Regions from separate parts of the Homo sapiens genome. Here regions 2 and 3 are each linked to region 1. Evidence: read pairs that join two places in POLR2A ChIA-PET (ENCODE). Cell type or tissue: PC-9. All regions are shown on one strand. Each heading gives the region's core, and the rest is flanking DNA. Links, peaks and the distances in the headings are about the cores only. Region 1 holds the start of LOC105371948 (a long non-coding RNA gene). Region 2 overlaps TBCD (tubulin folding cofactor D). Region 3 has its middle 7.3 kb from the start of METRNL.

Region 1 (10,614 bases), core at 3,100-8,099:
CCACTACCTTATATGTCAAGAGGGAGTTTGCAGGTGTGATTAAATTAAGGGTCTTGAGGTGGGGGATTATCCTGGATTAACCAGGTGGCCAGTGCAATCATGAAAGTCCTCACAAGAAGGAAGCAACACTGTTAGCATCAGAGAAGATGTAACTACGGAAGCAAAAGTCAGAGTGATGAGTTTGCTTTAGAGGTGGAGGGAGGAACCCAGAGGCATGGAAGATAGGTAACCTCTAGAAGCTGGAAGAGGCACGGAAGTGAATTCTCCCCAGAGCCTCCAGAAAGAAGAGACTCTTGCTGACGCCTTGGTTTAGTCCAGTGAAACCCATGTGGGACTTCTGATTTCCAAAACCATAAGATGATAAGTGTGTGTTGCTTTAAGCCACTAAGTCTGTGGTCATCGGCCGTAGCAGCAATAGGAAGCAAATACAGGCATGAACATCAAAAGAGCAGGAGACGGGCATTCCGGAAGTCGCAGGAAGAACACGCTTTCTACTGCTCCTGTTGGGTGTTGTCGATCAGCCAAGATGAGGGCTGAGAACTGATGCCAGGGTTAGCCTTTGCCGGTAACATCGGCAAAAGCACGTTTAGTGGAATAGGGGAGGTAAAATCTAGCTTAGCGAGGACTCAGGAAAGACCAGGAAGAGAGGAAGTGGAGAAGGAAGACTGTGTTCTTAGAGGGGCATCTTGAAAAAGAGCAGAGAGACAGCCAGCAGCTGGGGGGCCCTGGCCGGCAGGAGAGGGGACAGCATGACTGTTGTTGAGGGTGGCCCCACTGAGGGGGCAACCAGAGCTCCTGGCCAGCCTGGAGTGGGGGACGGCGGTGGGTCTGGCTGGCCAGGCACAGTTGGGTGGGAAGATGGTGTGGTCGGAGCACGTGGACATTCTTTTCTGATTGCTTCTATTTTCTCAGTGAGATGGGAAACAATCATCTCCTTTTTGCTAAATGTGCTGAGCAGGCTTGAGGGATGCCTGGACTTCAGCAGGAAGCAATAGTCATGCCTCGCACATGCGGCTTTCAATCCTGTTTGGTTGGAGAAATAATATACCGCCCAACTAGTTTGTTTTAAATTAGACAAACACCCCGGAGCCTGCCTGCTGCTGGAGACGGCTGTGTTTGGAGTGGGGCTCTCGGCGGTGCTGAGGTCAGCTCTGTTTGACATTCCTGATGTGTGAAGGGCGCACTTAGGACAACACCACCAGGCCACGGGCGTGCAGCTCCCTGGAGCTGCTCCAGGGGCCCTGCCTGAGAAATGTTCCAGTCCTTGAAATTTCTCCCCAGTTTTAAACATCTGTTGGTGCTTGTGGAAAATAAGGTCGGGATTGCTGTGCTCACCGCCCGTGAAAGCTGCCATTGCACGGTCTGTAAAGTGCTGGTGATGAACACTTCACACCGACAGGCTGAGCCTCGGCCCTGGCCACGTCGCTGGGGCCCAGCTTCTGATCAGTCTGTATGGTTCAGCTCTCCGTGGAGTTAAGTCATGACAACCAAGGAACACAGGCATTTGAGGGGATAGCTCTGTTCCCTCCGCCATGTCCTGGGGCGAGCTGTGTAGACGTCTGTTATCTTGATAAACCCAAACCTCTTGGGGCCAGGTGCCCTGTGCCTTCCTTTGTCCTTCTGTCCACCTGGCCTTCCATGAGCCTCTGGGGTGGGGCTGTCTCCTTTCTCTCCTGACTTCCCAAAGCACAACTGAAAGCAAACTCTTCCACCCACCATGAGTCTCATTCCATCTCTCCAGTGGGCGAGACACGTAGTGTTTTGTTTTATTTCATTTGCTTTGTTTTTTCAATCAAGCTGAGGCCAGCTTGGAGGCCTGTTTCCCTTGGGATGGTGGACACATGGATCTCAGGAGTTTGGGGGTGCCCCTTCTGGTCGCAAGGGACCTTCTGGACCCTGTGCCTCCCTCCCACCAGCCTCCCCTGACACCGCCTCCGTGCTGCTCCTCTCCCGGTGGGCTCCACCCTCACTAGGGCTTCGAACCTGGAATGCTCTTTCCTGGCCTCCTGCCTGTCCCCTTCCCACCAAGCCCCCCAGTTCCTGCTGAGTGCCACTTCCTGGCTCAGCTGCTCCCATCCAGTGCTGGGCTCAGCCTCGTCACCCACGCCCCACCATAAAGGGTTCTTTACAGCAGATGGCATCGCCGTCGGCCCCCCAACCGGAGGCGCCCTTCAGGGCAGGAGCCTGTTTCTTGTGGAAGTGTCTTAAGCCCTAAAACGGTGCCCAGTGCACAGTTAAATAAAAATCAGAGCCCCAAGAGCAAACCTTAGCCCCTCACGGTGACTACAGCCCTTCCAAAGAGGGGCCATATCACGTGCACAGTGACCCTCTCCACGTGGGTCCCTTGGTTTGTGAGGGCCTTGGTTTGCAGGCCATAGACTGACACAGTGGCACCTGGTGTGAGGGGAAGAGGGTGTGGAGGCCACAGACCCACACGGTGGTACCTGGTGTGAGGGAAAGAGGGTGTGGGGGCCACAGACCCACACGGTGGTACCTGGTGTGAGGGGAAGAGGGTGTGGAGGCCACAGACCCACACGGTGGCACCTGGTGTGAGGGGAAGAGGGTGTGGAGGCCACAGACCCACACGGTGGCATCTGGTGTGAGGGAAGAGGGTGTGGAGGCCACAGACCCACACGGTGGCACCTGGTGTGAGGACCTTCTGAAGGTACCCGTGGGTGAGGGGATCATTTGGATGGATTGCAAAATGGCCATGTGGCTTTAGTGACACCTTTAGGATGTAATAAACTTCAGAGTCAACCTTAATTCTGGGAGAGAGACATCTTCACTTTTCTGGTGCCATAACTGCCTCTTTGTGGAACGCAAAGCAAAACTAAAGTCATTTTTCTTGTTTGTTTTTAAGGCCCTTCAGGCTCTAGGGTGAGTTTCTGGTTTGAGGGGAAGGCCTTTCCTCCTGACTCCAGCCCTCCTTGACAAGGTCTCCGTAAAGCATGCTTTCTCTTAGGGACCCTCAGAGGGAGGCTTGGTGGGGACATGGGGTCAGGGACATCATCAAATGCTAGACGCCCGGCTGGGGCTGCCCCGAGGGCTCTGAGAGGAGGGGGCAATCCTGCGTGGCCAGGTGGGTGGTGAGTGTGACCTGGGTGGTTGGCAGTGGCTTCCGTCCAAGGTCCTGGCCAGGAGCGGAATCCCACAGCCACGGCAGGCCATTAGTGGCTGAGTGAAGTTTGTTCAGGGTGGCCTGACCAAAGGCAGGCCCTGAGGACAGCTGTTGCTGGCTCTTGGTGGAAAGAGGCTGAGGCCAAAGGGTTTATAGGTGTTCAAATTGGAAAGTGGAACAGGAGACCTAAGTACGCTCCCTCTGACCAGGTTAGGGGGTACTGATGGGGAGTCCCTCAGTAGAGGCAGGGGCCACCTCTTCTGACCCCAAGGGACCCAGGCCAAGAAGGAGCCCCCTCTCCCCCAGGGCCAGGGGGACCCCAGCCTGCCCCACACTGGCACTTTGCAGCACCAGGGAGAGACCAGGCCTCCTCTGGGACAGGTTCCAGGCTTACGGGAGCTTTGGTCAGAGGGGCAGCCACCCCTGCCCACTCTAAGAACGTGACCCCAGAAAGGGGCATCATTTCTTCAACAGAAGAGGAGGCGAGATGAGCTTGGTGCCAGTTCCACGGAGCCACAGTGACATAACCCTCCGAACATTCGTGACCAACCACGGAGCACAGTGACATAAACCTCCAAACATTCATGACCAACCTCGATTATACAGTCACACCCAGCCCCGAGTGGATTTACCAGAGACAGGATGTTCCCCACCAGGCTCTCCCACTAGGCAGATCCTCAGCACTTGGCTCAAGAGTGGAACAGACCCCACTAGCCATTGCAGGCCGTTGGGCAGGCAGCCCTCCGACCTCAGCCCATGTGCATATGGGGTGGGGGACCCGTGGGCAAAACTTGGGGTCCTAACCTGGGGGGGTCAAACCCTCCACACGCAAGTCCTGGTCAGAATCACTCAGAACTGACCCTCCCCTGTGCCAGCCCCTCCCCTGTACCAGCTCCTCCCCTGTGCCAGCCCCTCCCCTGTACCAAGCCCCTCCCCTGTACCAGCTCCTCCCCTGTACCAGCCCCTCCCCTGTGCCAGCTCCTCCCCTGTGCCGGCCCCTCCCCTGTACCAGCTCCTCCCCTGTACCAGCCCCTCCCCTGTACCAGCCCCTCCCCTGTACCAAGCCCCTCCCCTGTACCAGCTCCTCCCCTGTACCAGCTCCTCCCCTGTACCAGCCCCTCCCCTGTACCAGCCCCTCCCCTGTACCACCTCCTCCCCTGTGCAAAGCCCCTCCCCTGTACCAGCTCCTCCCCTGTACCAGCTCCTCCCCTGTACCAGCTCCTCCCCTGTACCAGCCCCTCCCCTGTACCAGCCCCTCCCCTGTACCAGCTCCTCCCCTGTGCAAAGCCCCTCCCCGTACCAGCCCCTCCCCTGTACCAAGCCCCTCCCCAGTACCAGCTCCTCCCCTGTACCAGCCCCTCCCCTGTACCAGCTCCTCCCCTGTGCAAAGCCCCTCCCCTGTCCCAGCTCCTCCCCTGTACCAGCTCCTCCCCTGTGCAAAGCCCCTCCCCTGTCCCAGCTCCTCCCCTGTACCAGCTCCTCCCCTGTGCCAGCCCCTCCCCTGTACCAGCCCCTCCCCTGTGCAAAGCCCCTCCCCTGTCCCAGCTCCTCCCCTGTACCAGCTCCTCCCCTGTACCAGCTCCTCCCCTGTGCCAGCCCCTCCCCTGTACCAGCTCCTCCCCTGTACAAAGCCCCTCCCCTGTCCCAGCTCCTCCCCTGTACCAGCCCCCAGACCCTGAACAGCACTGGCCACTACACGGAGCCACCACCCTGGCCCTGGCCTGGGTGGGTGGGGGTCCCCCGGGGAGCACAGCGCAGTGCTAGGGCCCCTGTAGCAGATTCCCAGGAGACACACACCCAGCTGGGCCTGCTGACACTAGCCCTGCATTCCCACACCCCCTCCCCTGGCCCTCTCAGCTGCCTTGTCCTCTCCTGGTCAGCTGCCTGGGGACACTGTCACGATGCCTGGCCCCTGACCTTGCCCGAAGCTCCTCGGTGTCTGGACATTCAGCCCGACATGCTCTGAGGTTTGGGGCAGGTCCAGCACTCTGTGGGTCCACCCCATCAGCCCTCAGGGTGGGACTCATGCAGCCACAGTTTGAGAGTTCCAGGAACCACAAGTCCTGAGTCAGCGGGCACCTGACCCCTTATGTCACCTGCCCCAGGTGGAAGGAGACGCTACAGGGACCAAGCATGGTTGGTAAACGTGTGTGTGTATGTGCACTCACGCCTGTGTGTTAAAATGCTTCAGAGAAAGAGCAGCCCAGGAACGTGGGGGTTGGATGGGATGTGGAGGTGTGGGCTGTGCCTAGGGGTCCCTCCTGGGGCTGTGTGGGTGTGAGTGGAGGACTGAGGAAAAGCCTCCTTACCCGGGAGTGTGTGGGGGTGCTGTTTCTCGTATACTTTATTTCCTGTTTTAACACATGTGGGTGTCCTGAAATAAAAGCCGTTAGCCGCCCACAAGAATGAGCAGGTTTGCTGGATCACAGTCCCCCACCCGGTGCCAGGCTGCCTGCCTGGGAGACTCAGGGTCCTCCCCAATCCTGCCTCCCCACCTCCACACAAGGGTGAATCTGAAGCCCCAGGCACCCACGCCAGGGGAACTGAGGTAGAGCAGACCTCCAGCATCCCCCCGTGACCTGGCAGATGGCAGTGGACATTGCCCTCCCCAGACACCCCTGTGAGTTGTCAGCTCTGCCTGCTGGGGTGGAGCCCCTGACTTGGGTGAGCCAAGGGTGGGGGGAGGGTGGTGAACCAGCCGGCCCCCCAGGTTTCCTGAACCCTTTCTCAGTCTCCTGGAAGGGGCTGAGGGGCCTGGCACCTTCCCACCAGAGCAGTGGTCCCCAACCCTTTTGACACCAGGGACAGGTTTTGTGGAAGACACTTATTCTGTGGGTGTTGGAGAGAAGAAGGGATGGTTTCCCTCTCAGATCATCAGGCATTAGATTCTCATAAGGAGCGGACAACCTAGATCCCTTGCGTGCAGTTCACAATAGGGGTCACGCTCCTGTGAGAAGTGAATGCCGCCGCTGATCCGAGAGGAGGCGGAGCTCAGGGTCAGGCCGGTCCACCGCTCACCTCCTGCCGCGCGGCCGGTTCCTAACAGACCACAGCCTGGGGACCCCTGCTCCAGAGGACGGGGAGTGTCTCTCTGTCATCCCCAACGGGCCAGTGATCCCGCTGGAGGGGCTGGGGCTGCACAGGACACAGGCTCAGCTGTGCTGCTGGCCACCCATGACCCAATCAGAGGCTCAGGTCAGAGGGCAAAGATGTCCACTGAAGCGGCTCCAGAATCCCTCAAGGAAGGTGACATCCGCTTCGCTTCCTCCTCCAGCCCCACCTTCGCTTCCGGGACCACAGAGCCCCTGGAGCCTGCACGCCACGGAGTCTCCCACTGAGGAGTGAGGAGGCCTCTTGTGGGGACAGATCTGGGTGAGTCAGGAGGCCCTGCGGGGCTGGGCTGGGCTGGGCTTAGGGGCTGGAGCGGGGAGGGTTTCTCAGACTGGAGTGGGAGACTTGAGGTGGAGATGTGGGTTAGGTCAGGGTCAACCCTGAAAGATTGAGAATCACACGGGGCTGCTCACCTTGGGCGTGAGGAGCAAGGTCTCTGGGACTGACTAGGTGAAGACCGGTTTCCTGGGACGGGCACGACAGGGACTTGAGACCCGTCTTAGGCTGTGTCAGGGCAGCTGAGAAACTTGCTGGCTTGTGGGTCATGGAGCCCCAGGAGCCGGTCGAGGTGCAGGAGGGGGCCTGGGTGGGGCTGAGTCAAGGGCTCCGGCCAAGCCCCTGTGGCCCAGGCGGTATTTGTTTATGCCTCATGGCCGGGAGGAGCCACTGCCTTCACCACATCCCACCGGGGTGGGGCGGGTACCACCCTCTGGGACAGGGAAACTTCAAGTGGGAATTTGGGCAAATTTGAACTCAGCTGGATTTTCAGTTTGTTGTTCTTTGAAGGAATTCAGGACTGTGTGCCAGCGCTGGCCACACCACCAGGAGGCCTGGCCTGGCCCGAGAGGGATGCCAGCTTGGCATCTCCCACAGGGCAGGGCGTGTTGGGAGCCGCTGTTGGCTGGGGGCTGGCCTGAGCCTGACTGCCTATGTGGAGCTGGCAAGGAGTGAAGACCCTGCTGCCAGCACAGGGCCGAGGCTCTCCGGCTAAGGACAGGCTTAGGACAGGCCTAGGCTCTGGGGTCCTCAGCCCCCTCCCAGCAGGGCCCGGCCCATGCTGCCAGACCTGGGATGTGCCCCTGGACCTCCCTACCTCGGGCCTCTGCCCACCCCAGCCTCCTCCCCCAGACCCCTCGGTCTCTGCCCCTGGAGGAAGCCGGGAGTGTTTCTTTTGGAAATGACCCCAGTTTGTGGTTGTTCTTTGTAGACACACCCCCTGCTGGGGATGAGAAGTCCCCCTGGACCTTGGTTTGGGCGGGAAACCGGCTGTGTCCCACGTTAACCTAAATCGTCTTTTCCTCTTTACGTTCCAGAGTCATGCTTGAGGCCAGGCTCGAATCCTGCCTGCCTTTGGTGGCTCTGAGATTCAGGGCTGTCTTTTCTGAGAGCACCCAAGTGAGGTGCCTTGGGATGCCCCTGACTTGGAGACACAGAGGAGGCTGGGCACCCCTTTTCCCCGACGCACTGAGCCAGGTCAGCAGAGGTGCTGGGGCCTGGCATGGCCCCTGGGAAAGAACCTGCTTTCCTCTTGTGGGAAGTCAAATCCTCGCACTCAGTGCCGGCACCCCTTGGCGGGTGACAAGAGGGCATCTCGAAGGCCACTGTGCTATGGGAGTTACGGCTTTGACTCTGAGACGGGGGCCTGGGTGAGGACCTGGTATCCTCAAAGTCCCCGTGGCTGCCCTGTGGAGAAGACTCTGTTGGGAGAGGGCGCTGCCTCCCAGAAGTGTCCCAAGGTCCAGGAAGGAATGGGGGGAAGAGGACAGGAGGGTGTTCTCACAGTCACTGTGACCTCTGGTGAGCAGAGGGTCCTTCTCAAGCTACTGAATCCTCATGGGGCTTGGGTGAGGGAGCGAGGATAGGCCAGGAGCCAGAGGCTCAGGAGGGGATGGCCTCACTGTGGAAGGTGCAGGGGTGGTCCAGCCTGAGCCCTCTGCCCCCCGCTGCAGCTCAGCACCCCCCCCCCCCCACGCACACTTACCCAGGGGGTTGCAAAGTGATGGGTGTTGGCTCTGGAACTAGTCCCATGTTGTTTCCCAGGGAAGGAGCCACACCCTTCTCAGACCTCTGGGCTGATGCACGAAACGGCAGCCCTGCCTGGGCTGCCCACCGCCCGTCACAGAACGATCCCGCTGCAAATTTCACAGGCATCTGGATCGAATAACAGGCTGATAGGGCGTATAAAATTAGAGACAGAACTCTCCAGAAGGCAGGGTGGAGGCTGCAGCTCCCTGGGATTCCACGTGAGAAGGCAGTGATGCTGCTGCCCCCACGGGAAGGACGGATGCTGAGTCAGTGGGAAGACAGTGGGAAGCCCAGCCTGGAGGGGAACGGGGGACGGGGTGGGGGGTGGTCCAGAAAAAGCAGCAGGCGGTTGGGGTGGGACACAGGGACTGTCCCGCCCGGGGAGGCCCCCAGACCAGGAGGGCCAGACCCTACCGCCCCTCTGCAGGACCCCATCCCTGCTTCACTCCCTTGCTCCTAGTTCTGAGTTGGGCCCAGCCTGAGTCTCCACCAGGTGGACAGTAGCTCCTCGGGGCAGCTGGGTGTGGGATCTGCAGGCTCAGGCAGCCACCCAGATACTAGCGGCCTCCCTGCCCTCCAAAAGCCCAGCCTGGGATGAACCTTGACAAAGGCCCTAGACCACAGCAACCACCCCACCAGGGCTCTGAGTTCTCCATGAGGACTGGTTTCCCTGGAAGGTGAACACTCAGGGGCTGGGACCCTTAAGGATTGTTCTTCTCAGGTCTTCACCGTTTCCAGACGTGTGCCTTAGACATCTGCACGGACATCTCTTCCCAGGGATGGGCGTCTCAGGGCAGGTGCATTTAAACTTGTGATAGAGACTCCAAATCACCTCTCAAAAGCCTGTTCCCATTCACACCCCTGCATACGGCATGTCAGTGGATCCCTTCCTCACTGGAGCAACACTAGATTTAGTCATAAAATATTTTTCAATTTCTTATTTCTATGATTAATAGGGAGGTTGGATATTTTGTGATATTCATTAGTTTATTTGACTATGTTTCTGTTTTTACCCTTTACCACTTTTCTAGCTAGTCATTTGCTTTTTTCTTGTTGATTTGTGGGAGTTCTTTATATATGATGAATATCAGTACTTTGTGTTTACATTGCAGATATTCGTTCCCAGTCTGCTGCTTATTATTTTACCTTTTTAAGGTTGTTCTTTTCATCACATAAAAGTTTTTAAATTTTAAGTAGTCAAATGGTTTCCTTTAAGGCTTTGGATTTTGCATTTTTATACCAAAATGCTCTTGTATTTTCTTCCAAACTTTATAATTATTCTTTTTTTTTTTTTTTTTTTTTGCCTTTAAGTTCATTTTGGGGCATGGGGTGAGACAGAATAGCACCATTTTTCCACATTAAATCTTAGATATTGTGAGCCCTGGAGGACACAAATTACAGCTTAGAGGCCTGGAGCATGATTCTGGAGCCAGGCTTCCTGGGCCGGAGTCCACGTCCTGCCCATGGTGGCTGGCCATTGCTTTGGGGAGCCTCTCTGAGCCTCAGTGTCCTCTTTGAAAGAGTGGTTGTTCAGAGTAAGAGGGTATCTTCCTGTGGACGACTCAGCTTGCGTCTCAGCCCACAGTGAGCGAAGAACCAGGGGGTCTCACAGAGCCCTGACTCAGGTGCTGAGGGTCCCCCTAACCTCCAGGCAATTCGGCCTGCACCCCCACCCCCGCTTCTTCTTGCCTCTTCTAGAAGAGAGGAGGGTGGCGGTAAGGCTGGAAGGGGGAAGAAAATCTGTTTCCCAAAGCCTCCAGGTGATTCAGCCAGAGTGAGACCAAATGGCTTGGGTCTTGGGTTTTCAGCTTCCTCACCTGTGCGGTGCAGGTGACAGCACCCCACTTCCTACTCTGTGGGCAGGTAACACCTGCGTGCTCTGAGAAGGGGAAAACATCTCCACCCTCCCCAGAGGCCTGCACGGCCGGAGGTCACAGTGAGGCGGCCACACGCCCCGGGCTCTTGCTCCGAGGGGACGCTGTCCCAACAAGAGGCCCCCTCACAGTCTGTCCTGACCCTGGCTCTGTGGCCCCTCCTTCTCCTTGATCAGGCCCCTCCCGGGTCTACCGGGATCTCTGGCTGCCCCCCGACCCCCTGCTGCAGCCCCAACCCTAGGTCTCCACAAAGACTTCGGGATGCCCCGTGAGCCCCTGGGTCCTGGACCCCTCTTCCTCCTCCAGCCCCTCCTCTCCCAGCTGCTCCTGGCTGCCCTTTAATTGCTCAGAGCTGTTCAGCAACCTGGCGCGTAGCTGGTACATAAGTGGCTGTTGGTTGGAGTCAAGTGAGTGATGGGGAGATGCTAAGAAGAGTGAAAGAAGCCTCGGCACCCGCCGGGAGCAGGTGCTGGGGGTGTGAGTGCC
Region 2 (10,614 bases), core at 1,796-6,795, 340 kb before region 1:
GCGTCTTCTCCACCTCGATGTCCCCCTCTGCCTGCTGCGTCTTCTCCACCTCGATGTCCCCCTCTGTCTGCTGCGTCTTCTCCACCTCGATGTCCCCCTCTGCCTGCTGCGTCTTCTCCACCTCGATGTCCCCCTCTGCCTGCTGCGTCTTCTCCACCTCGATGTCCCCCTCTGCCTGCTGCGTCTTCTCACCTCGATGTCCCCCTCTGCCTGCTGCGTCTTCTCCACCTCGATGTTCCCCTCTGCCTGCTGCGTCTTCTCCATCTCGATGTCCCCCTCTGCCTGCTGCGTCTTCTCACCTCGATGTCCCCCTCTGCCTGCTGCGTCTTCTCCACCTCAATGTCCCCCGCTCTGCTGCGTCTTCTCCACCTCGATGTCCCCCTCTGCCTGCTGCGTCTTCTCCACCTCGATGTCCCCCTCTGTCTGCTGCGTCGGGGCTGCCTACCGGGCTTGGTCTTCAGGGCCACTGTTTCTCCTCAGCTAAGTCCTGAGAGTCACATTTCCATCCATTGCAGTGAAATCTTTTCCTTCAGGTATTTCCAGACCTTGGTTTTGGCCCCTTTTCATATCTTCCTTGTTTCCTCGCTGTGGTTTTCATTTCCCCTTTCGTCTCCTTAACCTGTTTTTTGATGGTGTCTTTTTAGGTTATCTCAAGTTCATTTCAAGCTCTGAAAGTAGGAAGTAAAGTAAGAACCGCGTGGCACTAGCAATCACTAGGCATTGTTCCAAGCACACGGATAAACTGAGAATCCTCGTGGTCGCCCCGGGGGTGGGACTGCCATTGTCCAGAGAGACCTGCTTTTGCCTGTGGTGCCACACGGGTCCCTCTCACAGGATGCGACCATGGTGGCTTTGCGTCATGTCACCTCAGCCAGGCAGGACCTTCTGCTGGAACCCCCTTCCCTGGTAGTCCTCGGAGAGGGCTGTGCACAATCTGGAGGCAGAAGCGAAGCAGTAGCCCCCGTGCGCGGCAGCTCTTGAGGCTGTGCTGCTGTTGGCTGTGCTGTTGTTGGCTGTGCTGTTGTTGGCTGTTTTGCTGTTGGCTGTGCTGTTGTTGCCTGTGCTGCTGTTGGCTGTGCTGCTGTTGGCTGTGCTGCTGTTGGCTGTGCTGCTGTTGGCTGTGCTGTTGTTGGCTGTGCTGTTGTTGGCTGTGCTGTTGTTGGCTGTGCTGCTGTTGGCTGTGCTGTGCTGCTGTTGGCTGTGCTGCTGTTGGCTGTGCTGCTGTTGGCTGTGTTGTTGTTGGCTGTGCTGTTGTTGGCTGTGCTGTTGTTGCCTGTGCTGCTGTTGGCTGTGCTGCTGTTGGCTGTGCTGTTGTTGGCTGTGCTGCTGTTGGCTGTGCTGCTGTTGGCTGTGCTGTTGTTGGCTGTGTTGTTGTTGGCTGTGCTGCTGTTGGCTGTGCTGTTGTTGGCTGTGCTCTTCTGCTGTTGGCTGTGCTGTTGTTGGCTGTGCTGTTGTTGGCTGTCCTGTTGTTGGCTGTCCTGTTGTTGGCTGTGCTGTTGTTGGCTGTGCTGTTGTTGGCTGTGCTGTTGGCTGTGCTGTTGTTGGCTGTGCTGTTTTGCTGTTGGCTGTGCTGTTGTTGGCTGTGCTGTTGTTGGCTGTGCTGTTTTGCTGTTGGCTGTGCTGTTGTTGGCTGTGCTGTTGTTAGCTGTGCTGTTGTTGGCTGTGCTGTTGTTGGCTGTGCTGCTGTTGGCTGTCCTGTTGTTGGCTGTGCTGTTGTTGGCTGTGCTGTTTTGCTGTTGGCTGTGCTGTTGTTGGCTGTGCTGTTGTTGGTTGTGTGTGCTGACCCCGGACCCCCTACAGTATGGCTGTGCATGGACTGGTGATTTGGCCCCCATGGCCTCATCAGCCCTGATCCATCCCTGCATTGAATTCGTATGGGGCTTGTGGTGAGTCTGGACTGACTCAGCTTTCTAAAAGCTGAAAAGCAAAAGTTAATAGGTCTGCAGAGATAAATGGACAGACCCGGTATCCTCCTGAGAGCTCAAAACACCTCCCAATTATTGATAACTAAATATGTAGTGGAGATATAGATATGTATAAAACGCACATTACATACTGTGTGTGCACATACAATATTTCAACAGCAGAGGCGACTGGCATGATTCCATAATTGATACAGAACCGTGTAGCTAGCCGTTGGAGAATACACATTTGTAGGCACCTGAGGAACATTCACAGATATTACACAGCCAGGCCATAAAACAAGTCTCGAGACATTTCAGAGACTCACTGGCGGACAGATGGTATTCCATGCTCACAAAGTAATGAAATTAAAAACTGGATACAGAATAATAAAGGAAAGGTGATAATTTTTAGTTAGAAGATATACAAATGTGTAAATCACATGAGTCAAGTCTCAGGAGGTTTTAAAATAAAAAGTTAAAAAAGTTTAAAAATAAAAATAAACAGTCACAAAATTATTCTATCTAAAATTTTGGGATGCAGCTAAGGAAACTTAAACCTTTAAACAGGTGTGACGAAATTGTGGCCTGCAGGCCCAGTGGGGCCTCAGCCTGTTTCTGTACAGCTTTGGAGCCAAGAAGGGTTTTCACATTTTAAAAATGTTATCAATGAGAATAAACACAACCAAGCAGAGTCTGCGATGTGGACTGCATGTGGCCCACAGGGCCCGAGGTTCTCTCTGGCCCTGGCAGGAATCACTTGGTGACTCGGCCTCAGACACGTGTACAGAAAAGGAGAAAGGTTCACTCTGCACAGGGCGGGTGGGAAGAGGGCAGTGAGCAGAACCCTAGAAATGAAGGAGGTGGAAGACAAAGATGAGAGAGGACACACAGAGCCAAACGCAGCTCTTCGAGAGGGCTGATGGGACCAATAAACGCGTGGCCGACGGGCAGAAAGCAGGAGCCTTACACACGGAAGGGAGCCCTCGTGCAGCCACCGTGGAGATGGAAAATGGCATGTTAAGAATATCTTTTGCCAGGAAATTTGGTAGCTTAGGCAAAATAGACGTTCCGAGAGAAATGTAATTTATCAAAGTTGACCCAGGTGGGAATAGAAAAGTGACTCCTCACTGCTTCAGCGCATCTGCTTGTAAGCGGGAACGATTACTGTTGACCCCATAGGATTTTTAATGATTTTGTTGAGACGCAATTCACATGCCATTCAGTTCTGTCATTAAGTGTACAGTTCAGTGGCTTGTAACGCATTTGCAGAGTTTTGCAGCCATCGCCACAGTCAGTTGTAGAACATTTTACCCCACGCTCCTTCGCTGTCATCCCCAACCCCCCCGACAGATGGATAAACCCCCCCTCCTAGACACCACAGATGGGTTCTCTGTGTCTACCCATTCTGGACATTTCCTGTGAATGGAACCGTGCCCCCTGTGGTCCTCTGTGGTGGCTCCTTGCCCCGAGCGTGGCGTTGGCGTGGTCCGTGGGCGATGCAGCCCCCAGCAGTGCTCCTTTTCTTTTCCTTGTTGAAGCCTGTTCCATCGTGTGGCATCTTAGTCAGCTCAGGCTGTGGAAACAAGTCACCACAGATGGGGGCTCAAGCAGCACAAATGTATCCCTCACAGTTCTGGAGGCTGGGTGTCCAAGGTCGAGGTGCCAGCAGGCTCGGCAGCAGGCTCGGTTTCTTCCGGGTTTTCCTGGGCCTGCAGGCGCTGCCTTCCTGCTGCGTGCTCGCCGTTCGGTCTGTGTCTTGGTGTCCTTGTTTCCTCTTCTTAGGCGGACACTGGTCATAGCAGATCCGGGCCCCACTTGCGTGGCCTCATTTTACCTTACGCATCTCTAAGGGCCACATCTCCAGATACAGGCACTCGGGGGCACTGGGGTTAAGACTTCAGTATGTGGATTTCAGGGAGACAGAATTCAGCCCACGACGTACATGGAGGCCGCATTTTATTTATCCATCTGTCAGTTGGTAGACGTTTGGGTTGTTTCCCACTGTAGGCTGCTGTGAATAAAGCATTCGTGTGTGAGTTTTTGTGTGGATGTGGTTTTTGTCTTGGGTATAGGCCTGGGCTTGGAGCATAGGACTGTTCGGAAAGTTAAGGGAATGAACGTATTCAGAGCTCAGAACCGTGTCTGGCTTGCGATGCGTTCTGTTTTGAGGTTAGTGATGATGATGGAGAGCGGCTCCCGAGGACGAGAGCTCGTGATGGAGAGTGCCTCTTTATGCCCGATGTGAATGTGGCTACTCAGCTTTCTCTCTCTCTTTTTTTTTAAATTAATTTATTTTGTCGAGACAGGTTCTTGCTCTGTTGCCCAGGCTGGAGTGCAGTGGTGTGATCATAGCTCACTGCATCCTTGACCTCTTGGGCGCAAGTGATCCTCTGACCTCAGCCTCCTGAGTAGCTGGAACCACAGGCATGTGCCACCACGCCCAGCTAATTGTCGTATTTTTTTTCTTTTTCTTTTTTTGTAAGGGTAGGGTTTTGCCATGTAGCTGGTCTCAAAGTCCTGGGCTTAAGCAGTCCACCTGTCTCAGCTTCCTAAGGTGCTGGGATTACAGGCTTGAGCCACTGCATCCAGCAACACCCCCCCTCCTTTTTTTTTTCTGTTTTTGAGTCAGGGTCTTGCTCTGTTGCCCAGGCTGGAGTGCAGTGGCTCACTCACGGCTCACTGTAGCTTTGAACTCATGGGCTAGATCCATCCCCTGACCTCAGCCTCACAAGTAGCTGAGACTACAGGTGTTTGCCAGCACACCCAGCTCATTTTTTCTTTTTTTTTTTGTAGAGACGGTCTCACCATCTAGCCCAGGTTGGTCTTGAACTCCTCGCCTCAAATGATCCTCTCATCTTGGCCTCCCAAAGTATTGCGATTACAGGCATGAGCCACTGTTAATGGCCCCAGCTTTCTTTGGGTTCGTGTTTTCTCAGTGTATTCTTTTCTGTCTTTTAATTTTTTTATATTCTTGCATTTTAGATGTATGTTGAGTAAAAATCTACCGTATGTGATTTTAAGCTGGTGAGTTTAGTCCATTTACTTTACTGACATGTTTGGGTGTCTTTGTCTTATTATATGAATTTTGCTTTTTCAGATTTTTTTTTGTTTTTAAAAGTTGTGGTTCCTATTGGGCCCCCAACCCAGTCCCATTCCACATCTTCTTCCTTGTTGGTTTGGAATCATCTATTCTGTTTCCTGTGTTTCTTCAGGGGTCGTATTCAGCTTGTACCACGAATATTCAGAGCCAACAGCCAGCTTCTTAGCCTACCCTCCAAGTAACACACAGCACACCCTGACCTCGATCACTTTCCATCTGACATATTTGACATTGTTGAGTTTTTAGTTCTTCTTGTTTAACATTAGACATTACAGGTTGAGCACCCTGAATCCGAAAATCCAAAACCGAAAACTTTTTGAATGCTGAGTTGACACTCTGCAGGTGATGGGCTGCAGTCAAAACACAGGTAAACAACACACAGTTGATTCAGCACCCCAAGGGGAAAAAGATCCTCCCAGCCCCCTTCAGCTTTGATAAATCCTTTCCACATAAGACCAGGTTCCCTCATGCAAGCACGTCCACAAAGGGCGATGAAATGTCGGGTGCAGGCCGGACGCAGGCGCTGCAGGCTCCTTATGAGGCTCCACATGGGCGAGACCTGTGCGCACCGCTCGTGTGTTTGCGTATCCTCTGCTCTGTGGTGTACAGATACTGTTGAAAACATCAGAAAGGCCTGCAGGTTACTTGTATGGGGGTGTACAGATACTGTTGAAAATGTCAGAAAGGCCTGCAGGTTACTTGTATGGGTAACAGTGGTCAGAAAAGGGGCAAGCATTCACGTTTGCATGTCGCACAGAAAGTCAGACTGCTGGGGGGAGCTGGGCAGCAGTGTAAGAGCACGGTGCTGGAGTGAGTGCCAGAGATGACCTAAGAAACAGGAGGAATGGTTGACGTTCTGTGCTGGAAACGATGACCAGAAAAACCCTGCACAAAGCTACACGTGAAATTTCTATCACGTATTGAAAGAGTGGATCTGTCAGCATCGCAGTGGACACAAGCCACTTAACAGTGCCAATCACAAGACAAGCAAAGCTCTGTGTAAAGGCCCTGATCGCATTCATGAAGCTCTGTCCTTGGGACTCATCATCTACGAAAGGCCACACCTCCTAACACCGTGCTCTTGGGAGTGAGGATTTCAGCAGGAATTCTGGGGAACAGAAGCATTGGGGCGTCGCATCTCCCTGTGGCCTTCCTCCCTGTGGCCTTCCTCCGCCTGCCAGCTGCCCCCTCACCCTGCTGTCCACCTCACGGACCCCTCTTCGCCCCATATGGGCCACTTTGGCCCCCACCACCCCTTCCTGGATGTGCAGACCCTATGCGGTGCCACCTGATGCTTCAAGACTGAATTTTCCAGAGGGGCAGGGAAAGGTGTTTGCTTTTTTTTTTTTTTTTTTTTTTTTTTTTTTTTTTTTAATTTTTTAGAGCCAGGGTCACTCTGTTGCTCACGCTGGAGTGAGTGCCATGGTGTAGTCGCGGCTCACTGCAGTCTTGGCCTCCTGGACTAAAGCGATCCTTCCACCTCAGCCTCCCAAGTCACTGTGGCACTATGGGTGCATGCTACCGTGCCCGGCTAATTTTTTTTATCTTTTGAAGAGATGGGATCTCACTATGTTGCCCAGGCTGGTCACGAACTCCTGGGCTCACGTGATCTACTCACCTCGGCCTCCTGAAGGGCTGGGATTACAGGTGTGAGCCACTGTGCCTGGCCAGGTGTTTGCTCTTAAAAAGTCATTTCTCTCTTTCTGTGTGTATTTGTGTTTTGAGGTAAAATTTCACATAACATAAAAATAACCATTAACTTTAAAGTGAAAAACTCAGAGCATTTAGTACATACCCAATGTTGCACAGCTATTACTTCTGTCTACTTTTAACACATTTTTGTCACCGAAAAAATACTCTGGTGTCCATTCACATAGTCATGACACATCACGACACATGACTGTATTCCCAACCCCTGGCACCTGCCAGGCTGTTTTCTGCCTCTACGTTTACTTATTCTGAGAATTTTATACACATGGAGTCTGCAATGCGTGACCCTTTGTGCCTGGTTCATCTGTATTGTAGCATGTGTCAGGCCTTCATTTGTTTTTATGGCTGAATAATATTGCTTTGTATGGGTAGACTCCCCCCCCACTTTTTTTTTTTTTTTTTTTTTTTTTGTAGAGACAGGGTCTCACCATCTAGCCCAGGTTGGTCTTGAACTCCTGGCCTCAAATGATCCTCTCATCTTGGCCTCCCAAAGTATTGTGATTACAGGCATGAGCCTGAATCTGAAAAAGCAAAATTCATATAGTAAGACAAAGACACCCAAACATGTCAGTGAAGTAAATGGACTAAACTCACCAGCTTAAAATCATATGGTAGAATTTTACTCAACATACATCTAAAATGCAAGAATATAAAAAGATTAAAAGGAAAGACAGAAAAGAATATGCTGAGAAAACACTAACCAAAAGAAAGCTGGGGCCAGTAACAGTGGCTTAATGCCTGTAATCACAATACTTTGGGAGGCCAAGATGAGAGGATCATTTGAGGCGAGGAGTTCAAGACCAACCTGGGCTAGATGGTGAGACCCTGTCTCTACAAAGAAAAAAAGAAAAAAAACAGACGCCCCAATGCTTGCGTTCCCCAAAATTCCTGCTGAAATCCTGACTCCCAAGGGCACAGTGTTAGGTGTGGCCTTTCGTAGATGATGAGTCACAGGGACAGAGCTTGATGAATGCTATCAGGGCCCTTACACAGTTGACGGACACTTAAGTTTTCCCACCTTTTGGCCCTTGTGAAGAATGCTTCTGTGAACGTTTGCGTACAAGTGTCTGTTTGAATCCCTGTCTTCCCCTTTTTTGGGTGCGCATCCAGGGCGGGATCGCTGGACCGCGTGCGGACCCTCGCTGCGCATCCAGGGCGGGATCGCTGGACCGCGTGCGGACCCTCGCTGCGCATCCAGGGCGGGATCGCTGGACCGCGTGCGGACCCTCGGTGCGCATCCAGGGCGGGATCGCTGGACCGCGTGCGGACCCTCGCTGCGCATCCAGGGCGGGATCGCTGGACCGCGTGCGGACCCTCGGTGCGCATCCAGGGCGGGATCGCTGGACCGCGTGCGGACCCTCGGTGCGCATCCAGGGCGGGATCGCTGGACCGCGTGCGGACCCTCGGTGTGTTACTGAGGCGTCCCCAAGCTGTTTCCACAGACGCTGTGCTGCCCTGCATTCCCACCAGCAAGGCGCAGAGCTTCTGGTTTCTCCATGTCCTCACCAACACCTGTGTTGTTCTTTTTTAAAAAATTATAATCAGCCTCGTAGGTGTGAGGGGGTATCTTGTGATTTTGATTTGAATTTTTCTTAATGACGAATGACACTGAGCATCTTTTCATGTGCTCCTTGGTTGTTTGTGTATTTCTCTGGATAAATGTCTAGTCAAGTCCTTTGACCATTTTTAAATTGGATTGTTTGTCCTTTTGTTGTTGAGTTGTAAAGCTGTTTGTATCTTCTGGATATTAAACTCTTATCAGATATATCATTTGCAAGTATTTTCTCCCATTCTGTTGGTTGTCTTTTTTTTTCTTTTGATAATGTCTTTGTATTGTGTCGTGTTTAATGTAAACATTTCACCATTGTTTTAATTCCCTCTTTTCAGTTCTTTTCTGTGTGTGTGCAGTTTTTGGGTGTGTGTGATGTGTACATACACACATGCACATATACAGGTGTCTAAAAAGTATTTTGTTTTTTTGTTTTAAATATTTGACACTTTTAAATTGGAGTTGAGATTCTGTATGGAGTAACGTATTGTTGAATGACAGGAAAGTATGAAGCTTGTCGGAGTGTTATTACTTGGCATAGCCACAGGAGCCATACAAATGATACAACCTTGCTGCTTGTGTCTCATGGTTTTTTTTTTTTTTTAATTTAATTTAATTTTTTTTTCATTTTTTTTTTAAATTATACTTTAAGTTTTAGGGTACATGTGCACATTGTGCAGGTTAGTTACATATGTATACATGTGCCATGCTGCTGCACTGCACCCACTAACTCGTCATCTAGCATTATTTTAATTTGTTTTAGTTTTTTTTTTGAAAAAGGGTCTTGCTGTGTCACTCAGGCAGGAGTACAGTGGTATGATCACAGCTCACCGCAGCCTTGACCTCCCAGGCTCAAGCGATCCTCCTGCTTCAGCCTCCCAAGTAGCTGGTGCTACAGGGGCACACCATCATACCTGGCTAACTTTTGTATTTTTTTGTAGAGATGGGATCTCCCTATGTTGTCCAGGCTGGTCTCGAACTCCTGGGCTCAAGTGATCCTCCCGCCTCAGCCTCCCTAAATGCTGGGATTACGAACATGAGCCACTGTGCCCAGCCAGCCTTTGTTGTTTTTGAAAGTTGAAATTCATGTTTTTGGATCAAAGCTAAGCTGTGACATATAAACATGAAGTGATCTAGTTAGGTTTGGTTATACACCATGTGCAGAAAGCAACCTCTTCATGAATCTTTTAATGAACATCTTTCTACCTGGAAGAAACCCTTTACCTACTAAACTTACTTTCACACCTTCCTAATTTTGTTGTCTTCCGTGTTTTTGCTAGCTCCAGGCCTATTCGGCATTTAAAATAAAATGCAGGTTGGCCAGTCTGGCTGGGCAGTTCTACAGGTACTACGGCTGGAGGATCCCAGTTGACTTGAAATTCAGGTTTTGCTTGTGAAAGTAGCTGGCTGGGGCTTCTGTTGATGACAGTGCTGTGTGGACGGCCTGGTTCGCTGGGTGTGCCTCACAGACACAGGACACTTTTTAGGGTTGCTTTTGAATGTGCCTGAGGTGAGGTTCCTGTGTTTTCCTTGTACTTACCTTCATATTTTCTGACCCTCCTGTGGATGGAAAATCGACTGAGTGTGTGAAGGGCCTGTCGGTGTGAACGGGCCCTGCTCAGCCGGTCCATGGCTGTCTTAGGATCCCGCTTGGTGGCGAGGAGGGTGCGGCTCGTGGGTGGCTGCCTGGGGCTACCCCGTGTAGACTTGCTGGGACTTTGTCTAGACAAGAGAACTGCTGTCAGTGGCGCTTCCTGCGGGGGGATGAGTGCGGCTCTCAGCGCCTCTGTGGGGCTGGGGGTCTTGGGCCGTGAGGCCGGGGCCAGGCTGCGTGGCAACCCTGAGTCCCACCCTCATTGTCTTTGCTCGGGGCCCCGAGAGGCCATGGGGAGCCTGCCGGCTCTGTGTCCTCCCCGCACTGGCTTTTAGGGAAAGAGAGTCTCGTGGGTCATCCGGCCTGCCGGCTCTGTGTCCTCCCTACACTGACACACTGGCTTTCAGGGAAGGGGAGTCTTGTGGGTCGTCTGGCCTGCCGGCTCTGTGTCCTCCCCGCACTGGCTTTCAGGGAAAGAGAGTCTCGTGGGTCGTCTGGCCTGCCGGCTCTGTGTCCTCCCTACACTGACACACTGGCTTTCAGAGAAAGGGAGTCTCGTGGGTCGTCTGGCCTGCCGGCTCTGTGTCCTCCCTACACTGACACACTGGCTTTCAGGGAAAGGGAGTCTTGTGGGTCGTCTGGCCTGCCGGCTCTGTGTCCTCCCCGCACTGGCTTTCAGGGAAAGAGAGTCTCGTGGGTCGTCTGGCCTGCCAGCTCTGTGTCCTCCCTACACTCACACACTGGCTTTCAGGGAGAT
Region 3 (10,614 bases), core at 3,728-8,727, 120 kb before region 1:
GGGGCCACGGCTTCACCCTGGGCACGGCTGCCCGCCCTCTGCACCCTCACCCTGAGTCCTGGAGGGACGGTGCATGTTCTTACCTGGGGCCACGCAGGGCCTCTCAGGGAAGGCTGTGGCAAGACAGACACTCTTCTCAAGGCAGGTCTGGGTGCCTGGGGACTACCCCCTAGGGACCCGAGAGACCCGCTGGGTAGGATCCGGCCCCCTGTCTGCCGCGCGGCCTCCGGGAGAGAGCTGGCCTCTCCGCGTCTGTTTTCTGCCTGTGAAGGAGGCGATGGTGAAGATACCAGCTGTGGGTTTCAAGGGGAGGTGACACCTGCGCTCTGGTGGCCATGGTGTGGACACGGACCCATTGTCTGTTTCCTTTGCGGGATTCCACGCTGGGCTCCTGTTGGCAAGAGGAAGGTCCTGAGGAACTGCGGGGGGAGGCTCGGCCTCGCCTGCCCAGGTGGTGTGGGTGCCTGCGCCTGGGGGAGAGCCTGGGGTTCTCTCGGGACCCGCCTCTCCTCCCAAGGCCATTTCCATGCACTGGACACTGCAGGCCCTGAGGCATCAGGTCTCGCTGGCTTTGCTGGCCGTCCGGAGCTCTGGCCTAGGTGCGGAGTCCTGGGGGTCCTGGGGAACCCACCTGAAGCCCCCCCTCGTGGCCCCTGTGGCAACACTGACCGGGCCTGACCTGTCCCCTCGTGTCACACTGACCGGGCCTGACCTGTCCCCTTGTGTCACACTCATCTTACACTGTGCTTTATCTTGTTACCCTGCAGGCATTCACCTCAACCCCTCCCGTCCCCTCTGGGATGAGCCGGGCCACAGATAAAGGCCTCTTAGCGGAGCTACGAAAAGGATCACTTTAGCCCTTCTGGGAAGGAGGGATTTAGGTTAAGTCAGCTCAGCTTAGATTCCAAAAGACTAGGACGGTCAGCCCAGGACCCAGGCATTTGGGTGACACAAGTGCTTTCCGGCCGGGAGAGCCACAGGCTGTGCAGGGAAAACTCAGTTGCTTTTGCTTTCTGAAGTTCAGGGCTTCCAGCTGGACGTTTTTGGAAGTGCGGGAAACACATGAGGTTTCGCTAAAGGAATGAAGCCTGAGCCTCCACGGGGATGAGAATGACCCAAGAACCTCCCGAAATCCCACCTGCAGGAGGCGACAGCGGGGGCGACAGCGGGGGTCCCGGGAGGCGACAGCGGGGGGCGGCAGCGGGGGTCCCGGGAGGCGACAGCGGGGGCGGCAGCGGGGGTCCCGGGAGGCGACAGCGGGGGTGACAACGGGGGTCCCGGGAGGCGACAGCGGCGGTGACAACGGGGGTCCCGGGAGGCGACAGCGGGGGCGGCAACGGGGGTCCCGGGAGGCGACAGCGGCGGTGACAACGGGGGTCCCGGGAGGCGACAGCGGCGGTGACAACGGGGGTCCCGGGAGGCGACAGCGGGGGCGGCAACGGGGGTCCCGGGAGGCGACAGCGGGGGTGACAACGGGGGTCCCGGGAGGCGACAGCGGCGGTGACAACGGGGGTCCCGGGAGGCGACAGCGGGGGCGGCAACGGGGGTCCCGGGAGGCGACAGCGGGGGTGACAACGGGGGTCCCGGGAGGCGACAGCGGCGGTGACAACGGGGGTCCCGGGAGGCGACAGCGGGGGCGACAGCGGGGGTCCCGGGAGGCGACAGCGGGGGCGGCAGCGGGGGTCCCGGGAGGCGACAGCGGGGGGCGACAATGGGGGTCCCGGGAGGCGACAGCGGGGGGCGACAATGGGGGTCCCGGGAGGCGACAGCGGGGGGCGACAACGGGGGTCCCGGGAGGCGACAGCGGGGGCGACAATGGGGGTCCCGGGAGGCGACAGCGGGGGGCGGCAGCGGGGGTCCCGGGAGGCGACAGCGGGGGCGACAATGGGGGTGTCCTCCCAGGGTGGGATCCGTGGGGGTTGCAGGTTGGAACTCGGGTGCTCCCCCCATGGCACGCGGGCCCAGTAAGCCCAGCCGTGGGGGCTGCCGTGGTGGAAATCGCATCTGCATGTGAGGACAGCAGGACCCAGCACCTTCCCGCGGTGACCCCAAGAGGCAGGGCTGGCGGCCGCCCTGCCAGAGTCCCCCTCCGGACCTAGAGGAGGCATCTCCCTAATTTCACCTTTTTCAGTAGAAAAACATCCCCGAGGTTCACCTAAAACCCCAATTTTTCAGGAAATGGTTGAGGCTGCTTATCATTTGTGGAAATCACGTGTGCACAAGTAGAGAGAATGCAGCGGGGTGGGGACAAAATGAAACCCAGAGAACTTGGCAGGTCCGCACACAGGCCTGACCCCTGTGCTCCTAGGGGTGCCCGGGATGGGTGCCGTCGTCAGCCCCATGACGAGGGTGACTGGGTCAGGTGTCAACCCCCACGGGCAGGGCTCTGTGCCCACCACCCCATGCTGTCGGAGCAGCCCGAAGGTGGCCAGCGCTGAACATGGGGTCCCACCCCATCCTCTCTGAGAGCCGGGCTGGGCCGGGTGGGGGCTGGCAGGGTCTGGCTGTTCTCAAACAGGTCCTTTCTCAGAAGGTGCTAGAAACTGTGTCCCTCACCAAAAGCTAACATGGGTGCCAGAGCTGGGACAAGGGCCAGTCCTTCCCCAACCTGCTGGGTCTCCCACACGCTTCCACATGCTCCCACACACTTCCACATGCTCCCACACGCTCCCACATGCGCACACACGCTCCCACACGCTCATACATGCTCCCACATGCACACACATGCTCCCACATGCTCATACATGCTCCCACATGCTTCCACATGCTCCCACACGCTCATACACGCTCACATATGCCTGTCATGCCCCTTTGTCCAGCGGCTTCTCATCCCTCTTCCAAGCCAGGGAAGGAGGGTCAGGGGCTGTAGTTGCCCCTGTAGTTGTCAGGCTGTGGGCACAGAACCTGCCAGGAGGGGTCTACCCTGAAGTGGACGGGGCCCATGTGGTGGGAGCCGCAGGATGTGAGAGGCAGACACCCAGTGCCGAGGTGAGCCACGTGGGATGCCTCCCGTGAGGACGCTCCAGCCCTGATCCTTCCGGGTCCCCACTGCTGCATGACAGCCTTTGCTGGTGCACAAGCTCACAGCCCCCGTGTGTGCAGGGCTGGGAGGGAGCGTGCTGGGCCCAAAGGTGGCCGGGACAGTCTGCCTCAGGGCTGTGGTCAGGGGCACGGGCTGGGACTGCCCCACTGCGGAGGCTTCTGGCGGACGGGGCGCGGGGAGTGGACGGGACAGGGACGGCTCCCCCCAGCCCAGCCGGTCAGCGCGGGCCTGACCTCCACTTTGAGCGGCGGCTTGGCCTCTGGCCTCTCAGGGTCCCTGCTGAGCTGTGCTGATGACTCCTCATTCGCAGGGGGGGAGGCTGTGGGGCCTTGGGGGCCTGAGACACCTAGAAAGGGTCAGGAGGGGACCACGGGGTGGGCAGGGCTGGGAGGTGGCCCAGCAAGCAGCCTGGGGACATTCAGATGCTGGTCACTCAGGGAGCTGGCAGCCGCTCTGCCTGCCCCTCACTGGACTTGAAAGCAGTGAGAACAGACGATGCCCAAAGACGCCCACAAAAGCGCTTCCTGTTGACATCAACACACTCTTAGGCCTTTCTCCTCCGCGCCCTCCAAGGCCGGCATCGCCCAGGCGACCACTGGACCACGAAAAATAAAGTCATGCCCCCCAGCCCCCACTCTGCCACTCATTATTTTCCTGTTGCCTTGTAGTGGACTCAGCTATGGTTTGTTTTTTGAAATTGAGTTTGAAATCCAGATCCTGCCCCACAGGCACTGGCGCCAGAGTCGCGGCTGCTGACCAGAGCTCTGCAGAGTTTTTGCTGGAAATTAGAGTCAAAATGGAACCACTGTGGGCCAAATCCCATGCAGGGCTCTACACACATGCACACATGCTCAGAGGCATGCACACATACACATGAGCACACACACACAATGCACACTCGAGCGCACACACGTGCACACAGGCATGCACACATACACATGAGCACGCACACGCTCACAATGCACACTCGAGCACACGCACACGTGCACACAGGCATGCACACATACACATGAGCGCACACACACAATGCACACTCGAGCACGCATGCACATACACACGTGCACACACGACGCCCAGGGAGTCTCAGGGAGCCTGTACCAGCCCTTGGACAGGGCCAGGAAGTCAAAGGGGAAATCCCTCTTTTCTTTTTTCTCTCAGAAACCCCGAACAACAGACTTTGTCAATAAGCATATTCACTTTTGTACTTAAAAAGTATGTTTTTAAACATTTTAATTAGCTCTCTAGACTCAAATAATCATCTTCTTCACCTTGTTTTCTCTGTGACACGCAAAAGGCTGGCAGGCAGGAGGCTTCTCAGAGTCAGGAGGGCTGGGGGGGAAGGTGCTGTCCACCAACATGTTCTGGACAGGACGCAGACACCAGGCGCCCCACGGCCCTTCATGCTCCGGAGGGTAGAACAGAGCCAGAGGGTGGTGAGGAAGGGGCAGATCCTGGTGGCTGCAGCCACTGCTGTGAGGGGACGGGGACAGGGCTGCTGAGGTCGAGGCAGGGAGTGGGGAGGCCGGAATGGGAGGCCCATGCTCCAAAGTACATAGGAAGCTGGAGCTTCCCTCCCACTGAGCTGGGCCATGAACCTGCCCACGACTCTGTGGGGTTGGCACCATGAAGTCGCTCTCAGATGGGGAGCTGGAGGGTTGATCGCCACCAAGTCACGCAGTTTAGCAGTGGGCACTCCTCGAGCCAACCTGCACCACCTCACTAAGCCCAGCATGGGCTCCCAGTGCCCCTCGGCCCACCTCCCTATCAGCCACGCCCTGGGCCTGGCCCCCTGAGAGGCCCCATGAGGCTGCAGTTGTTTTCTGGGTAAACTGTGTCCCCCCCCATCATTCATAACAATCTCTCTCTCTGTCTCCTTCCCTCTCTTCTTCCCTCCATCTTTCCTCCCTCCCTTCCTCCTTCCTTTTTTCTTTTTTTTCCTTTTTAAATAATTTGTTTTCTCATCATAATAGCAATACCTAGTCATTGTAGAAAAATTGGGGACGATTAAAATTCCACCGTGGAGTCGAGGGGAGACTTCCCCTGGCTCCTGTCACTGTTGCCACACTGCATATAAAGATCTGTGGTTTTGTTTCTTCAGTTCACGTGACCTCATCGCTTTACTCTCTCACTGGAGTCCCTTGTGAGCCTGGTGACAGCAGCCTCATGACCCCAAGCTCTTCCACGTGGGGTCAGGCTGCCCCCAGCCTCCTGCCCTGACTCCTGCTGGGTTGGGTCTCCTTGCACCCCCACACAGTGCACAGTGCCAGCTGCTCCTTTTCCTCACCCTTGCTTGAACAGTTGTGCACGCATGTAGGTCACCTCTTCCAGGCAGCCCTACAGGAGTGCACCCCACCAACACTGACAACCCCCCAGACAGTGCTTAAAGACTGAAACTGCCAGCTAGGATTTGGGGAGGGGTCCCTGCCTCTGTGGGTCCTGTCTGGCTCTGGCCCAGGCTGACAAGGAGGAGCATCTATGCGGGGAGCTGGTGCGGTGCGGGGCATGGTGGGGTGTGGGGGCTGGAGGGTGTGGGGCGGGGGCGGAGGGGGCTCAGTCATCTTTCATGAGCCTGAACTGAGGCCCAGGACGCACAGTCCACCATCCTGGGTCTGGACAGCGGGTCCCTCTGGGCCGTCTCACTTCCGCAAGCTTCAGCGGAGGCACAGCTCTGGCATTGGGGCTGCAGGGACCTCCTGGCACCACTGGGAGTAGAGTGGAGCCCCGGCACAGGCCTGGCCACCTCTCCAGGAGAAGGCACATGGGTCCTCAGGTCCCTGTTGGGACAGCTGGCGCCAAGGCTGGGCCCGCACGTTGCAGCAGGCAGGGTTGGGGTAGGGTGCTCAGCACCTGCCGTGTGGACGGGAGGGACCCCTCCACTCCCGAGGAGAAAGCCCACCAGCTGGCCTCGCTCCTGCCTGCCTGGAGGGGCTTCTGGAGGGAGTGTTTCCTCCGCCGAGTCCAGGCAGGCATGGCTGGAGGAAGAGCGTGAAGCCAGCATCCCTGGGTGACCCTGTGCACTCCAGCTTGGCTGGATTTGGGGAGGCACACCCAGGCCCTGCCCCACCCCCGCCTTCACTTGCTCGGGCCCCACCCCGCTGGGCCCCTATCTACTCGACACTGTGGGGGTCCAGTTCTCTCTCCAAGATCGGCCAAGTCCACGTGACCTGGCCCCCGGACGCTCCCTGCACGCCCAGCCCCACCGACACCCTTCCCCAAACCCTGGAGCCTGGGGACGCAGTGGGGTGTCTTGGCACACAGGTGACTCGGGAGACAGATCCCCTGACCCTGCCTGCCAGTGTGCCTGCCCACTGTCCGCTGAGCTGGGTGTCGCCTGCTTCTCCTCGTTCTGGGTGGGACCGTCTGTCCAAATGGCTGTCAAGGCCTTCTTCACTATCTCAGCGTGGGCAGAAAGGGACGGACATGTGAGACAGCTGCCCTGTGCCTCCAGCGCCCCCGCATCCCACGCACGCTCCACAGCCAGAGCTCTCAGCCCCTCCAGCTGGGGGCAGCTCTGGGCTACCCGGCCTCTTTTCAGGGGCAGGACAGCCGGGCTAATTACCTGCATGGGAGGGCCCCACTGGACAGGCTCCTGGTGAGGGTGTCTACCGCCACCCCCGCCTGCCTGGGCTGAGTCATCCAGGCGCAGCGTCGATGTGGGGAGGGCCTGTCCCTGGGGCTGTCCGTGGAGACTCGCCCTGTGGACTGGAGGAGGAGGCAGAACCCCGCCCGGCGGGGCAGGTCCTGGTGGTGACTGCGCCGACCACGGTCCCGCCCTTCCCCACGCGCTGGGCAGCTGCCCAGCCCGGTCCAGGTTAGGTGCCCCAGCATCTGGACGTCCACCCTCCCCGGGACACCCAGCCCAGTGGGGTATGGGAGGAGAGAGCTCTGTCTGCCCTCAGCTTCCTGCAGTGTGGCTACTCCAGCCCATCTGACCCTGGGCGGTCCCCGGTTCCCGGCTTAACAGATGTTGACAAGGCCTTGCCTCCTTCGGGGTGGTGCCAGGGGCAGAGGGGCACAGCAAGAACAGGGCACAGCCCCTCGCACACCCCCACGTGCCTCCGCTGTCGGCAGGCCCCACTGGGGTCTGGGAGATGCCTTCCTGTAGCATGAAACCAAAGGCCACAGAAGCAGAGAAAAAAAGCTCTTCGTTTCGATTATAAACTTGCAAGAAAAAAGGAGCCCAAACTGTTCAGTGAGACACGCCGACCGATCTGAGCCCACGAGGAGCCCCAGGCAGCAGAGCCCCCTCTTTCTGTTTATTCTAGAGGGTGGCCAAGGTGGCCCTGGGAGAGGTGCCTTCCAGAATTCAGATGCCAGTGGGGCGGGCTGCCAGGAGGGCCACGGAGCGGGGCTCTGGTCTCTGATGCCAACCAGTGAACCCTGGGAGGGACCACCCTGTGCCCTGCCCAGCCTGTCAGAGGGGGCCCAGCCCGGTGATGAGCAGTCAAGTGTGGGGCCCACGGGGAACAAGGCGGCGTGCATTTACTCTATGGAGGGGCACCGTCTCCACACGGCAAGCTGGGTGTGCCGACGGCGCTGGATGGCACCATACGTTGTCCCCGTTGAGGGGTGACTCCTGCTCCCATGATTAGGGCCAAAGGGTCACAACCTCTGCAGCTCCCACGTGGCTCAGGGGAAATGCCAAAACAGAGGAACAGCCCTCGGCCGCAGCCGGGGGATGCGTGGGTGCCCTGCACACTGGCCTTCAACGTTTGTGAGTTTCAGGCCTTCGGTAGTTGGCATATGGGACACTCCCTCTCCCCGCAGGCCGTGGGGATACCGGCTCCTTCCGAGGCGTTTCTGCCGTGAGCGTCCTCCAGAACGAGTGGGCTGAGGCCCTCGGCTGACGTCCTGGGTGACCGCAGACCTGCTGTGTGTGGCCGGCCGGCCGGACCTTAGCACGTCATCACTGGGCTCACGGTCCTGCCCCTGAGCACATCTGACCGGCCGTGGTCAGGGTCCACGCAGACGTCCACCTCTGTGTACAAATCCACCGTGTACTGTAGATGGCCCCTCCTGACACCACCCCGCGGAGGCCGAGGACCCTCCTTCCCTGTGGGGTCTGAGTGCCCGAGATGGCAGAGTCACTACAGCTCACCAGCCCTGGGGCCATGGTCGGTTCATGGCCGGGCGGAGGGTGAGATGCTGCCATGAACAGCTGCTACAAACAACTGCTAGGACGGTGTGGGGCCAGCGTGCCACACAGAACTGTCTCTCACTGCCGAGCTGGCGGCTGGTGGCCTCTCTCCACCTGGCCAACCTGGGGGCAAGCACCACCCAAGGTCACATAGCCGGCCAGCATCGGCCTGGACTTGTATCTGACTCAAGGAAACTCCCTACTCCCACTTTTCTCTGACGCACAGAGAGCAGCACATGGCAGCAAATTAGGTTAAGGAGGGGGTTAGGGAAGAATGACACACTGAAGGTCATCAGGTGGAGGCTGGCTGGCATCCGTGGCTGTTTCGTGTAGTAATTACACGTTGCTCATTGAAGTTGAGTTACAAGCACAGGCTCTCCATGTATCATTCAACCACAATTACGATAATTACGAGAAGGTTGGCGAAAATGGCCTGGGAGGGAAACGGGTGGCAAATGACTTGGGAGGTGGTGGTTGGGCGGGGCCGTGGGATGAACTGTGCTCACGTGAACGACAGACTGCGACGTTCTTCAGTATTTTTCAAATGCTGAAAGAGAAAATTTCATGGACGCGCTTGGGGAAACCGTGTGATGTTTTTCTGGAGGAATCCAGCTACTCTGGGAGGAGCTGTTTCTTTAGTGAGTGGATTCAGGTGACTGGTCATCTTGGGCAGCACATTGGCCGTCAACACACATTTGAAAACCTCAAGACTGGGCCAAAAATAAAAGCAGTAAAGTCCACCGGGTTGTGCCAGTGGCTCAGAGAACTCGCAGCTGTGGGGAGCACGGCGGGAGGGGTTCCCCCCACCCAGCCCCATGAGGGCCCCAAGGCCTGATGACAGCCCGGTGGTGCCTTGAACAGGTGAGAATCAGCCCCCACCTGGGGACGTGGCGTTGAATCCTGACATCGTAAACCCTACGACGCCCTGGGAATCAAGAACAGATCCACTTTGCAGGTAACTGAGGCTCAGAAACAGACTCCAACCCCACCATGTCTGTGACCCAGAGCTGGGGGCTGACGTCCGAGCCAGGTCCGTCCACCACCCCACAGGGCCTGTAGGCACCCGGCATAGGAAAGGCCGAGAAAGGGGTCCAGTCCCACAGCCCTCCACCCCAGCAAATTCCCAGGTGCTGGGTCCCTGCAATGCACGCGATAAAAACTCCCGGGTCAAATACACAGAGGTGACCCTGCCGAGGTCACTCGATCCTAACAGTGGGTCGTGGTCCTCGGACATGGGAGGCCACGTCCTGCTTTCTGAGGCCTCAGACCCTGGTGAGGCACAGAAGGACTGTCCAGGGTGCACCCAGAATTTTTTTCACGGACGTCTGCCCAGGAGGCTTCTGAGAGCTGTTTCTCGAGGGAATGGATAGATGAGGAAAGAGAGAGGGTTGATGTAGACCTACGGTTGGGCCACAGGCCCCCCTGGCCCAGGTCCCTTAGCTGCCATCTCCCAGGATGCAGAAGCATCACTGCAGGGCCCGCCGGTAGAGGGAATGGGCAGGCGTGATCCTGGTGGGTTCTGGAGCTCTCCGATTCCACGGCTCAGCCTCAACGTTCCGACTCAGGTAGGAAGTATCAGAGCTTCACGCAAAGCTGCGAAGACCAGCTCCTTCCCACGAGTGGGTGGGTGGGATGATGCTGTGGCCCCTTCCTGGGTCTAACCCCGTGACATGCTCACTGGGAAGCAGTCCCTTCCCAGACATCCAGGGACAAACACACCCAAGGCCCTTTCCTTGCAGACCCTCCCAGAGGACCAGGGGGAGGGCCACACACCATGACCAGCTGGGATCCTTTTGGTTCATAATCGGCCTCTCGGGGTCTGGTGGTACAAGGGGCAGTGTACCAGTGGCTGGGAACACCCCCAGACAGCCTTGACCACCTCAGCCTGCATCCTCTAGGAGCCTGATACCTCCTGACACCAGGAACCCCGTCTACAGGGGACGTCTCACCTGTAGGTGGCCTCGCTGGGCCAGGACAGGGGTCAGCAGAGGTGCCCAGGAGCACCCAATGTCTCTGGGGCATGAACCTCCTCAAGGGAACAGCTTGGGGAACCACAGCCCCAGGGTGGAAAGGGCCAGGCTCCTTTCCCAAGACAGATTAGCTTCTTCCGAGAATACTGGCCAGCAAGCATTCTTACTCTAGTTTTGTTTTGTTTTAATTAGCAGACTTAATGTTTTAGGTTTACAGAAACACCAAGCAGATGGTAGAGGTCCCCCACACACCCTCTCCCTGACCCAGTTTCTCTTATGATTACCTTCTCTCATTAGGGTGTAGGCGTGTGACAGTCAAAGAACCAATATTGATCCGTTATTATTACAAATGTCTCAAGCCTCCATCAGGATTCACTCTTGTGCTGTATTTTCTACGGGTTTTGAAAAGTACACGTGGGTCCCATACTCACCATCGTACGATCCCAGTCTTAGGACAGCCCGCT

The links. Peaks named below come from ENCODE experiments on the same cell type or tissue, not always from the same donor. Only the 100,000 strongest peaks of a DNase experiment are listed, where the experiment ranks them.
Region 2: POLR2A ChIA-PET joins it to region 1 with 6 read pairs; 3 of 35 experiments call an interaction of 5 or more read pairs at or near these places.
Region 3: POLR2A ChIA-PET joins it to region 1 with 5 read pairs; 4 of 35 experiments call an interaction of 5 or more read pairs at or near these places.

What each region holds. Positions count from the first base shown.
Region 1 is chr17:83,188,734-83,199,347 of GRCh38, forward strand. All of the region lies in intron 2 of LOC101929650 (a long non-coding RNA gene), which reads left to right. LOC105371948 (a long non-coding RNA gene) reads left to right here and starts at 4,830. Exons shown (of 3, transcript XR_933965.3): 1 at 4,830-5,254; 2 at 6,393-6,490. In PC-9, for the core only: no CTCF peak of the experiment used is centred there; a DNase peak (open chromatin) is centred at 5,168; H3K27ac peaks cover 304 bases.
Region 2 is chr17:82,848,895-82,859,508 of GRCh38, forward strand. The region is part of intron 13 of TBCD (tubulin folding cofactor D); the gene reads left to right. Among named protein-coding and RNA genes, the nearest start is that of ZNF750, 14 kb to the left of the region's middle. RefSeq lists enhancers at 593-822, 1,179-1,681, 10,339-10,614. In PC-9, for the core only: no CTCF peak of the experiment used is centred there; no DNase peak of the experiment used is centred there.
Region 3 is chr17:83,067,002-83,077,615 of GRCh38, forward strand. No RefSeq gene overlaps it. Among named protein-coding and RNA genes, the nearest start is that of METRNL, 7.3 kb to the right of the region's middle. RefSeq lists an enhancer at 2,639-3,191. In PC-9, for the core only: no CTCF peak of the experiment used is centred there; a DNase peak (open chromatin) is centred at 6,630; H3K4me3 peaks cover 554 bases.